2 separate regions of the Homo sapiens genome follow, and region 1 is linked to region 2. A link is a loop called in an ENCODE intact Hi-C map of the cell type or tissue named here. Cell type or tissue: heart right ventricle. All regions are shown on one strand. Links, peaks and the distances in the headings refer to the core of each region. The heading gives the core; the rest is flanking DNA.

Region 1 (5,197 bases), core at 452-4,451, 92 kb after region 2:
GTTGAGGGTGCATGCTGTAAAGTTGCTCTGGCTAGGTATGGTAGCTTGGTGGTACAACACTTACTGCCTGACTTGACTAAATCATGTTAAATGTTGGTAAGACTGATAGTCCCAGGTTCATGTAACTTATGAGGATTGAATGAGGTGATGTATTTATATTGCTTAGCATTGTCCTTGGCAAGCAGTGTTTGATAAAAGCTTAGTTGCCATCATCATTTTCATTTTTAAGTTTGCTTATCATCACCTAAGTCTAATTTATCTCACCATAGTATACTTGTCAAGAATACAGACCATGATAATCATTAATAATTGTGACTATCTGCTCTGCCATCAAGTGTGAATGAATTATAAAGTTGCTTAGCAAGCTACTATATTTGAATTTGCTGTATAAATAGAGCTATTTTCCATTTCCATGGAACCTCTGTTGTTATTGCACCCTACCTTAAAAGATGGAAGGTTAGTGGTTTTGAGCTCTGAACATATTTATACATATAGTATTTATATGTAATTTGCCTGTGCTGTCACTTTGCTGTTATATTGAGATAGAACTTTAGTCTTGCAGTTTTAAAAAATACTTTTGACCCATCTTGTCTCCTGTTCTTCTGATACATCAAAACAAGGTAGCATTGAGGTTTTAGAGTAAAAGATAAGCAGACTGATGGGTTGTGAAAACCAGACCTCATAAGAGTTATTGTAGAAAATCTGGGAGAATTGACTAGAAGTAAGAGAACAAGAAATGGAGTAAAAATTGTCATGTACACCTGGTAACTAAGGAGAAAGAAAGAAGCCGTCCCAGAAACCAAGATACAGGAGCAAAGGTGAATATATGAGGGATTAACTAAACAGGCACAGTAATCATTAGTACAGCAGAGCACTGTGGGAAAGCTGCAGCATATTCATGCACAGTTTGATATTTGATTTGAATGATGCTCTTCAATCATAAAAGTTCAATTATTCAATTCAGTAAATACTTGTTTAGAGCCAGATATGTGTAAAATCAATGTGTACATACTGTCAAGAGTATGAAAATCAGTGAGATGATTCTGATATTCAACTTGGAGCAAACTTTCTAATAGCTAGAAAAAGACAATGCACAGATAACTAAGTTACTATATAATACAGAAAAAAAAGAAATAAAAGTAAATATTAAAGAAAGGGAAAGGAGGCATTCTAGACATAGGCGATAGATAGCTTCCATAAACTTATGGGTGTCAAAATCCATGTTTGGGGAATGGCCAGTAATACAGCATGGAGTAAATCTGAGCCTATCGTGGGAAGTGAATGAACACGGCACTTCAGATTAGTGTGGATAGATGTGAATGGGTGCATGTGCAGCAGCCAGTCTCTGTCAAAGCACAAGTAAGCCATGACTGTGTTTCAGAGATTTCCTACAAAGCCTCAAATTCTAAAAATCCACGCTGATTCAGAAAATTCATTCAGGATGAGTAATAGCTGAGACATTAATTGTGGACAGATTTGCAGCAGGGAGGTATGAACCCCAGTTTGGACATGTGGAGTTCAGACTGCTTTAGAGATTGAAGTATACATTTCTAGTTGGCAGTTGAATTTGGAGGTCTAGAAATCAGGGGGCAGTACTGTGCTGGAAAATGTAAATTTGGGATTATATTGATGCAAAACTGTGTTCTTCTATGTTGCTGAAGATTTAGTAGCACATATATTATGAAATGATATTGCAAATGGTAACTGTAAAACAGACATTATAGTAGTCATGAGCTATTTTTTTCCACATCAGTATCTCAGCTATTAACCCCTGAAAGATTGTTTGAAACATAATTGTAAAAAGAAACGAATGCCTCGTAGAACACAGTTTCTAATAAATACAGCATTTTTGGTGTGCGTCCATATCATCATCCCTCCTGTCTGCTTATTTCAACCTTTTCTTTGTCCTGATGTATTTAAGTGAGAAAATGGGTTTTGTGAGTGGATTCTTACTATGGATATTTTAAGTTCAGAAGTAACCATCCTATAATTGCATCTATCCTTAATGACTAAAAGAGGACCTTTTGGGGTGTGTTTTATTGATTTCTCTATAAAATTTGCCAATCCCAGATTGCCTTTATAATCTGCTTAAGAAACAGAATGAGATCACAGGGAGAAATAGTATTTGTATTAAATAATTACTAAGCTGCAAACTCACTGAAGGAATTTAACTCTTCTTGAGCTGGAATGGACTACAGTAGAATGAATATGGCTTCATGGCTTCTGCGTAGCATGACCTCAAAGCCTTTTTTTGTGTGACATTTGATATGCACATGGATGAAAGATTTTCTGAGGCCTGATGTGGAAAACGGGTTGGTCGGTCTCTCTCTTCACACTGCACCCCCTCCAAAACACTAAAAGAGGTGCTTTTAGTGTTTACTTTCAATTGCTACATTGTTTGATTTTGAAGTGTCCGCTTCATTTATTCCTTGTGGTGAAAACTCAGTGGGTCCTTTTCATCTGGAACCTCAGATCCCTCAGTTTTGCGAAAAATATATAACATTGATGATTTTTCTCCCTCTGCTTTCTTTTTCTTTATATTGGTAGTTGGACATCGTCATTTCAGTTTCTGAACCTCTTGGACTAGTCCTCTAATATTATACAGTTCTGCACCATTTTTTTTTATCTCTGTCTTTTGCTACTTGGAGAGTTCCTCAGTTTGTCTTCCAACCTTCTATCAAATTTTTCATCTTTGCTCTCATGTTTTTAGTTGCAGGAGTTTCTATTTGTATTCAAAATTTTTAAATAGAGCATTCTTGTTTCAGCATTGTAGCGTCTTTTATTAACTCTCTGAAGGGTCAGTTGTTCAAGTCTCCTGTCCCCAAGATGTGGGCCTGGGTTCCCTTGCTCTGCATTTGGAGCAGGGGAGATGGCCGGCCAGCCCAGCTGTCAGAGTGGAAGTTACCCTGTCAACTGTTCTCCTAATGCAGTTTGAGCAAGTGTTTTACTTCCTTTCAGAATCAGTTTCTGGTCTACTGCTGGGAATTAGGGAGTGCTTGATAGCTAGCCATTTGTGGACAGGGGATATGGGAATTGAACTGCTTTTTAATGAGAGTTCATCTAGTCCTGCAATCTCAGCCCCACCCTCACCCCTGTTTTCACTGCTGCCCATTTCCTCAGTATTTTTGGGGTGGATTGCAAGGAAATAAGTTTCTTTCTTAACTAGAGTCAGGTAAATTTTAAGTTAACCATCTGCTTTCTAGATTCTTAATTTTTAAATGGTTTCCTTTCCCATTTTCTTACTTCTTACGAGTTTGGACATTTTATTTATTTATTTATAATAGACACAGGGTCTGACTGTTCCCCAGGCTGGCCTTGAACTCCTGGGCTCAAGCAGTCTTCCTGCCTCGGCCCCCCCAAAGTGCTGGGATTACAGGCATGAGCCACTGTGCCCGGCTGAGTTTGTACATTTTAAACTCTGCAGTGTTGTAGAAGAATTTTTGGTGGGAGTGTAAGTACACCATTCCATTAATTTCTCCATCTTTGAAAATTTTTGCTCCTTCAATTGTTTTTAAAAGTGTAAGCAAAAATGTTGATTTTGAAGCAAACAGGGTAGATGTAGCTTTCTCCTATTTTTATATTTTTAACTATCATTTAAGTTGTTGAATTAGTAAGAGTACGCATTGGCCAAGTGTTTTACACCTTAAAAATGTATTCTTGCAATAAAGCAAAATGGCAAATAATACTGCAACTTTGTTTCTATCATGAAAATAATTATTCCTTTTAAATTCTCTGGCTTTTCTCCATGTATAGAGGTTTCTGCGGCAAGTCAAATTTTAGTTTTTATTCTTAAGCTTTTCTCAAAAATATTTGATTATAAATGTTCCTCAGTTTTCATTGTATTAGTATCTATATGCATTAGTGTTTGACACACACACATAGAGCTTTTAATGTCTTTGTCTATTTATAATAACATCTGTATCACTTCTAGATTGGTTTGAGTGAATTGATTGGGGGGGAGGTGGTCTCATGTATTGCATTTTTCTTGCTGCTTTGCATGCCCGTTAATTTCTAATTGTATGCCAGACTTTTACCTTGTTGGGTGGATATTTTTATATTCCTATAAATATCTTTGAGCTTTGTCCTGGGACACAGTTAAGTTAGTTGGAAATAATTTAAGGCATTTGGTCTTACTTTTAAAATGTATTTAGTTGTACTGGAACAATGCTTAGATTAGGTTTAGTTTTTTCCTACCACTGAGGCAAGACCTTTCTGTGTCCCTTACCCGTGGGGAATCCTTCAAGTCTTTCAGTCTTGTTCTTTTCTAGAGCCAGGCACTTTGACCTGGAATCCTTTTGGGTGGTTCCTTCCCTGGCCTCTGGAATTTTCTCTCAAGTATGCAACGATCAGGGTTCAGCTGAATATTTGAGTGGCAGCTCTCCCAGGACTCTCTGAGCTTTGGCTGCCTCGGTTTCCCTGGACTCTTGCTTAGTCTCCTCATGGAGTTGTCTGGAGACTCTCAAGCCAGTGAGTGGGGGCAGTTATAGGCTCACCTCAGTTGTTCCCAACTCTGTGTCATTTGTCCTTAGTTGTCTGATGTCCAGTGGCTTGAAACTTGTTGATACGTTTTGCCAGTTTTTTGGTTGTTTCAGCAGGAAGGTGAATCTGGTTCCTGTTACTATATCTTGCCTGGAAACAGAAGTCCCTCATATATATGCGTTTAGTCAAATAGGTGCACTTTTAGGCCCACCAAATAATACCAGACTAGTAGCTTTTGTAGGTCTCTCTCCAAAAAAAAAAAGATAAATAAAAAATACAAATTTTGGTGAGAAAATACTGTTAGCATTCTTGAACATAACAATTGAAATCTGGATAACAAAACTAATTTTTCTTGCCACAGTTAGAGATATTAATACATATTTTATTTCTTGCCATACAGATAACCCTGAGGTTTCCAGTTTCTTGATTCATTGACTCCTTGGTTTCCCACTTAGTTTGCATGGTGTACCCTAGTCAAAAAGAAATATTTCAGAGTTCTGTTTATTAAATATTTACTCTACAAACAACTTTGAAACAGACTATACATTTTATTTGTAAATAACCACATTTTTACTAATAGCATTTGTATTTTCTTGGGTGCTGTTCAAATTCTCAAACTTTGGAATCAGATTTTTGTACTGCCACCCTCTTTTCTTGTTCCACATTGATTTTTGTATGTTCTTGATTTTTATTACAGCAACCGCTAACAACCTAGCTT
Region 2 (5,197 bases), core at 401-4,400:
TCCATCTAAATTAAGAGCCTGACTTTTTGGAGAATGATTACATTCATAGGAGAAGAGCATGTAATGTTGGAGATACATTTGAATGTTTAGCCATCTCTCAATTTCCATGGAGAGGAGAGTTCAAAATAAATCAACTCTTTAATTCCCTTATCGGTGACATAGATACTTGGTCATTTGTTTTATTTGGCTGAAGGAAGCTGTGGCAAGTTGAGAATTCAGAGGTAAAGCCTTTGTGAGAGAGATGATGTAGTTTAATTATTTTAACTCTAGTTCTCCTGATCCAGGAAAGCTTTATTTTTACTTTCAGATGAAAATTAAAATTTGTTGCAATTTAACGTGTAACACGAAGCTAGAATAAGGTATATACATAAGCTATATATGTATATAATTTAAATGATACAAGTGATGTATGTATACATATAGTACTTATGTTAAAATTTTACTGTTTTTCTGTAACAGGCTATAAATTTAGTGTATCGATTATCAAAGTATAATTAGCTGAATATAATTATTTGTTTATGAGATGATACTAAATTCAGTTCCCATAGATACTGGTGGTGATTTACTTTTTAAAAAGAGTTTTTCTTGTTATGTGCTTAAATCCACACCCGAAATGTAGCCATAATTTAGTTCAAGATTGTTTATGCCACAGTCTGGAAAACACCTGAAGTAATTGAGATTTTTGAGTGGTTGTGAATGGATTTTAGAATCATGTGTTGAACAGTGACATCACTAAATTAGCCATAGTAATGTTACTGTTTCACATTGAGGGTTTCAGGTGTGATGCTTTTCAGTTTTTTGTTTTTGTTTAGATAACTATTTTAGGGTTTGAGTTATAGTTATGCAAATTTACATTACGGTAATGCAAATATACCTTCCAAACTTGTGTCAATATGTATTAGACGCTAAAATGCCCTCCCCTCCCATCTCTGTTTCCCTCAAATTATTCATTTGTGGTTAAACTAATTTTAAACTCCGGAAAAGTGGTTAAGCCAAAAAAGGTCAGATCCTGGAAGAAAAAGCTCTGACCTTTTAAAAAGAGTGTTGGAAAAGTATTTGACGGTCATTTTCATAAGCTAAATGTACTGTGAGGTTTGTGTTTGAGTAGCTTTTAAGGTTTTCTGGATTATGTGGTTGAATTTTAAGGAGGAACTTAGTAAAAATGAGTTGGGAAAATTAACCTGTTACATTCTACCTTCCTTTTGCTATGTATAGTAGATCTACATGTGAGAAGTCATTTGCAAACAGCATTTGTTAGGTGTCTTTTCTAAGTATTTTTTATGCCTACAAAGTCTGGGAAAAGACCATTTTCAGATTTCAGATAATATTTCAGATAAATAATGATCAGATCAGTAGATACTGTCTTTCAGATCTATCAGAACACAGTATTTCCAGAATATAATTTTACATCACAGTCATCATTTATAATGACATTGATGACCAGTACTATTATTATTTTAAAGAGAAAGATATATATACACATACACATAAAGTCATGCATTGCTTAAAGACAGTGATAGATTCTGATAAATGCATCATTATGCTATTTCCTTTTGCGAACATCATAGGGTGTACTTGCATAAATCTAGATGGTATAGCCTACTACACACCTCAGCTGTATGGTATAGCCTTTTTTGTTCCTAGGCTGCAAACCTGTACAGCATGCTACTGTACTGAATACTGTAGGCAGTTATAACACAATGGTATTTGTGTAAACGTAGAAACATTCTAAACATAGAAAAGGTACAGTAAAAATGTGGTATAAAAGATAAAAAATGGTATACCTGTATAAAGCACTTACCATAAATGGGGCTTGCAGGACTGGAAGTTGCTCTCGGTGAGTCAGTGAGTGAGTGGTGAGTGAATGTGTGAAAGTCCTAGGATACTACTGTGGATTTAATAAACATTGTATTCTTAGGCTGCCCTGAATTTATAAAAGATATTTTTCTTAAGTAATAAATTAACCTTAACATACTATAACTTTATAAACTTCTAAATTTTTTAAACCTTTGACTACAATTACAGTTTAAAATACAAATACATTATACAGCTGTACAGAAATATTTTCTTTATATCCTTATTCTATAAGCTCTTTTCTGTTTTCGAACTTTTCTATTTAATTTTTACTTCTGAGTCCTTTTTGTTGAAGACAAACACACACATTAACCTAGGCCTGCACAGGGTCCAGATCATCAGTTTCATCTTCTTTCACCTCCACAGCTTGGCCCACTGCCAGGTCTTCATGGGCAAGGGCTGTATGGCTTACCAGTGTGTCTCCAGCACAGTGTCTGATACCACAGAAAGATAGGAACTACTGCATTAATAATAGCAGATTCTTGAGCATGTATTACATGACAGACACCTACAAATATTTGTTGTTCAAGCGAAAGAATTTATTCTATCAAACTCAGAATTTTCGCTCTAGAATAATCCTTCGTGGTTTTTTTTTGTTTTTTTTTTTTTTCGGGGGGGTGGGGGACGGAGTCTCACTCTGTTGCCCAGGCTGGATTGCAGTGGCACGATCTCGGCTCAATGCACCCTCCGCCTCCTGGTTTCAAGTGATTCTCCTGCCTCAGTCTCCCGAGTAGCTGGGATTACAGGTGCCCGCCACCACACATGGCTAATTTTTTTTTTTGTATTCTTAGTAGAGATGGGGTTTCACCGTGTTGGCCAGGCTGTTCTCAAACTGCTGACCTCAGGTGATCCACTTATCTCGGCCTCCCAAAGTGTTGAGATTACAGGCATGAGCCACCGCGTCCTGAATCCTTTTTTTTTTTTTTTTTGAAACAGAGTCTCACTCTGTTGCCCAGGCTGGAGTACAGTGGCTTGGCTCACTGCAACCTCCATCTCCAGGGTGTGAGCAATTCTCATGTCTCAGCCTCCCGAGTAGCAGGTAATACAAGTGTGTGCCACCACGCCCAGCTAATTTGTGTATTTTTAGTAAAGATTGAGTTTTGCCATGTTGACCAGGCTGATCTCGAACTCCTGATCTCAAGTGATCTGCCTGCCTTGGCCTCCCAAAGTGCTGGAATTACAGACGTGAGCTACTGTGCCTGGCCTAGAATAATCTTAGAAGTCCTCATGGATGAGTAAATATGGATGGTGAAAAGCTTAAATGAGAATGTCTTGTCTGATTTTCATTCCACTTTTAATTTGAATATACCATTTCCTTTCCCCCCTCATTGTATATGTCTCTACTTTTTTGTTCTTTACTTTATTCATAGTTCTAATTTCTACTCACTGCCCCATCTTTTCCTTCTTCTCTATCTAGCTCTTACCATCTGTCATCACTGCTTTTCCCACTATCATGATCACTCACTCTAGCAGCAACCAAATTTAACTTTGGGGATGGAGCAGTAGTGCTGGAGAGGCCAAATGGTATGAGTAAAAGAATACAGCTTTTGGAGTCAGCTAGATTTTCATCTTTATGTGGTCTTTGGTGAAAGTACTTAATCCCCAAATCTCTCTTTCCTAACTATGAAATGAAGGTGAAAATATTACTTACCTGTAAGGGAATCTACCTGATAATAATGGAATAAAATGCTGACTTCCACCACAGAGTTCTTGGGGAGGCTTTTTATGTGGAAAGACATTAGACTTCATTACTCTGAATTCTGGATTTGTATCTCCTAGCCATATAGACTGAATGACTGTAGAATCCAACATAATGCTTTTAATATTGGCATAACTTCCTTAGTTTAAGTTATATGATGAGATGTAGAAACTCAATAAAAGGTAAAATTATTCTTTGTGTTATGAAGTATGTTTAGAGGTTTCTTTTAAGAGGTCTTATTTTGCTACTCTGCTTCAACTATAGTTTTTGTTCATTTAGTTTGTTATAGAACTGGGACCATGTCTGTATTTGCACATGACTATATTCCTAGGGCCTTGGCCAGTGCCTGGTACAGAGTAGGTGTAAAATACATAGTTGTTGAATGCATATACGAAAAAAATCATTATATTGTATCATTGGTAAGACAGTTTTTTTTTTTTAAAACAGGTTATACTTTATTCAGGTCAGTTCAATTTTGTAAAGTTTTTACTTTTAGGAAATTAAAAAGCTTTTATTTTATTATGTTCTGAATATATTTTTACTAAATATACTTTGAGTACAGGGTTAATTAGGACTGTGCAGGCTATGAATATAGGGTTTATGATAAAGCTCAGTAGGAGTGGATGATTGCAGTCCTTTTGTGCAATCCTGGCAGGAGCAGCCTTTTCCTTATTGGCTCGGTTTTTTTCTTAAAGCCAAGACTAAGCACATATTTAGATGCCTGTATATTTTATTTTCTCATCTGATGTAAGATACACTGGAAGAATTTAGCATTGATGTAATGAACATATGTTATTAGCAAAGTGTTCTAAACTTCTCAAGTCCAGAATAAAGAGACCAAGCCATTTGCAGAAGAGCACTGTGCATTTATATTACTTTAAAGGGAAGAGGAGTAAGCTAGCTAGAATTGTCAAGCAGATGCCATATTGATGCTTGAGTGAAGTTACAAGAAATATTTTTGGAGCTTTGCGTGTTTTTGTGCTAATAGTCCTAATATTTGTTCAAAAGGTGTTTTTTCTCCAAGGATGTAGATGTTACAAATATAGCAAAAGGCAAAAACAAAGCTATCTGCCCTCTCAGCTAACATTCTAATGTCAACAGGCAATAATCAATAAACAAGTACAGTAATGTATTAGGAAATATGAATTATAGAAATAAAATTGAAGGGTAAAGGGGATCTGGAGTGTTCCTATGGATTGAGGCAAGTTGCTGTTTAAAAATAGGAAGATCAAGGTTGGACTCCTTGAAAAACTGGAGCAGAAATCTGAAGGAGGTGTTAGTGTGAGCCATACTGCTCTTTGGGGAAAAGCTTTCCAAGGCAGGGAAAGAGTTACTGCAAAACCTTGAGGGCAGGGCTAGCAATTCCTTGTGTGGACTTGTAGCCAGGGACGGAGGTTAGGTTGGTTAAGGACATTTGATCAGAAGGGCAAAAAAGGTGAGGGCAAGGGGAGCCTGTGTGGATGCTGTAGGCTATTGTTTATCTTTGTAAGGACCTGGGCTTTTATACCAACTGAGATGGGAAATCATTAGAGCAGTGGTTCTGGGCATCCTTTTAGGGAATCTGTGAAATCAGACTATCTTTGTGATAATAAGATGTTATTTGCCATTTTCACCACCATTTACATACGAATGTACAGTGGAGTT

Evidence for each region. Peaks named below come from ENCODE experiments on the same cell type or tissue, not always from the same donor. Only the 100,000 strongest peaks of a DNase experiment are listed, where the experiment ranks them.
Region 1: a loop joins it to region 2, with 2.3 times the contacts of the local background. A loop is called at or near these places in 10 of 110 quality-filtered maps.

Annotation. Positions count from the first base shown.
Region 1 is chr6:163,528,408-163,533,604 of GRCh38, forward strand. All of the region lies in intron 3 of QKI (QKI, KH domain containing RNA binding), which reads left to right. Among named protein-coding and RNA genes, the nearest start is that of QKI, 120 kb to the left of the region's middle. In heart right ventricle, for the core only: no CTCF peak of the experiment used is centred there; a DNase peak (open chromatin) is centred at 2,914; H3K27ac peaks cover 2,360 bases.
Region 2 is chr6:163,436,891-163,442,087 of GRCh38, forward strand. All of the region lies in intron 1 of QKI (QKI, KH domain containing RNA binding), which reads left to right. Among named protein-coding and RNA genes, the nearest start is that of QKI, 25 kb to the left of the region's middle. In heart right ventricle, for the core only: no CTCF peak of the experiment used is centred there; a DNase peak (open chromatin) is centred at 2,227; H3K4me3 peaks cover 660 bases; H3K27ac peaks cover 1,427 bases.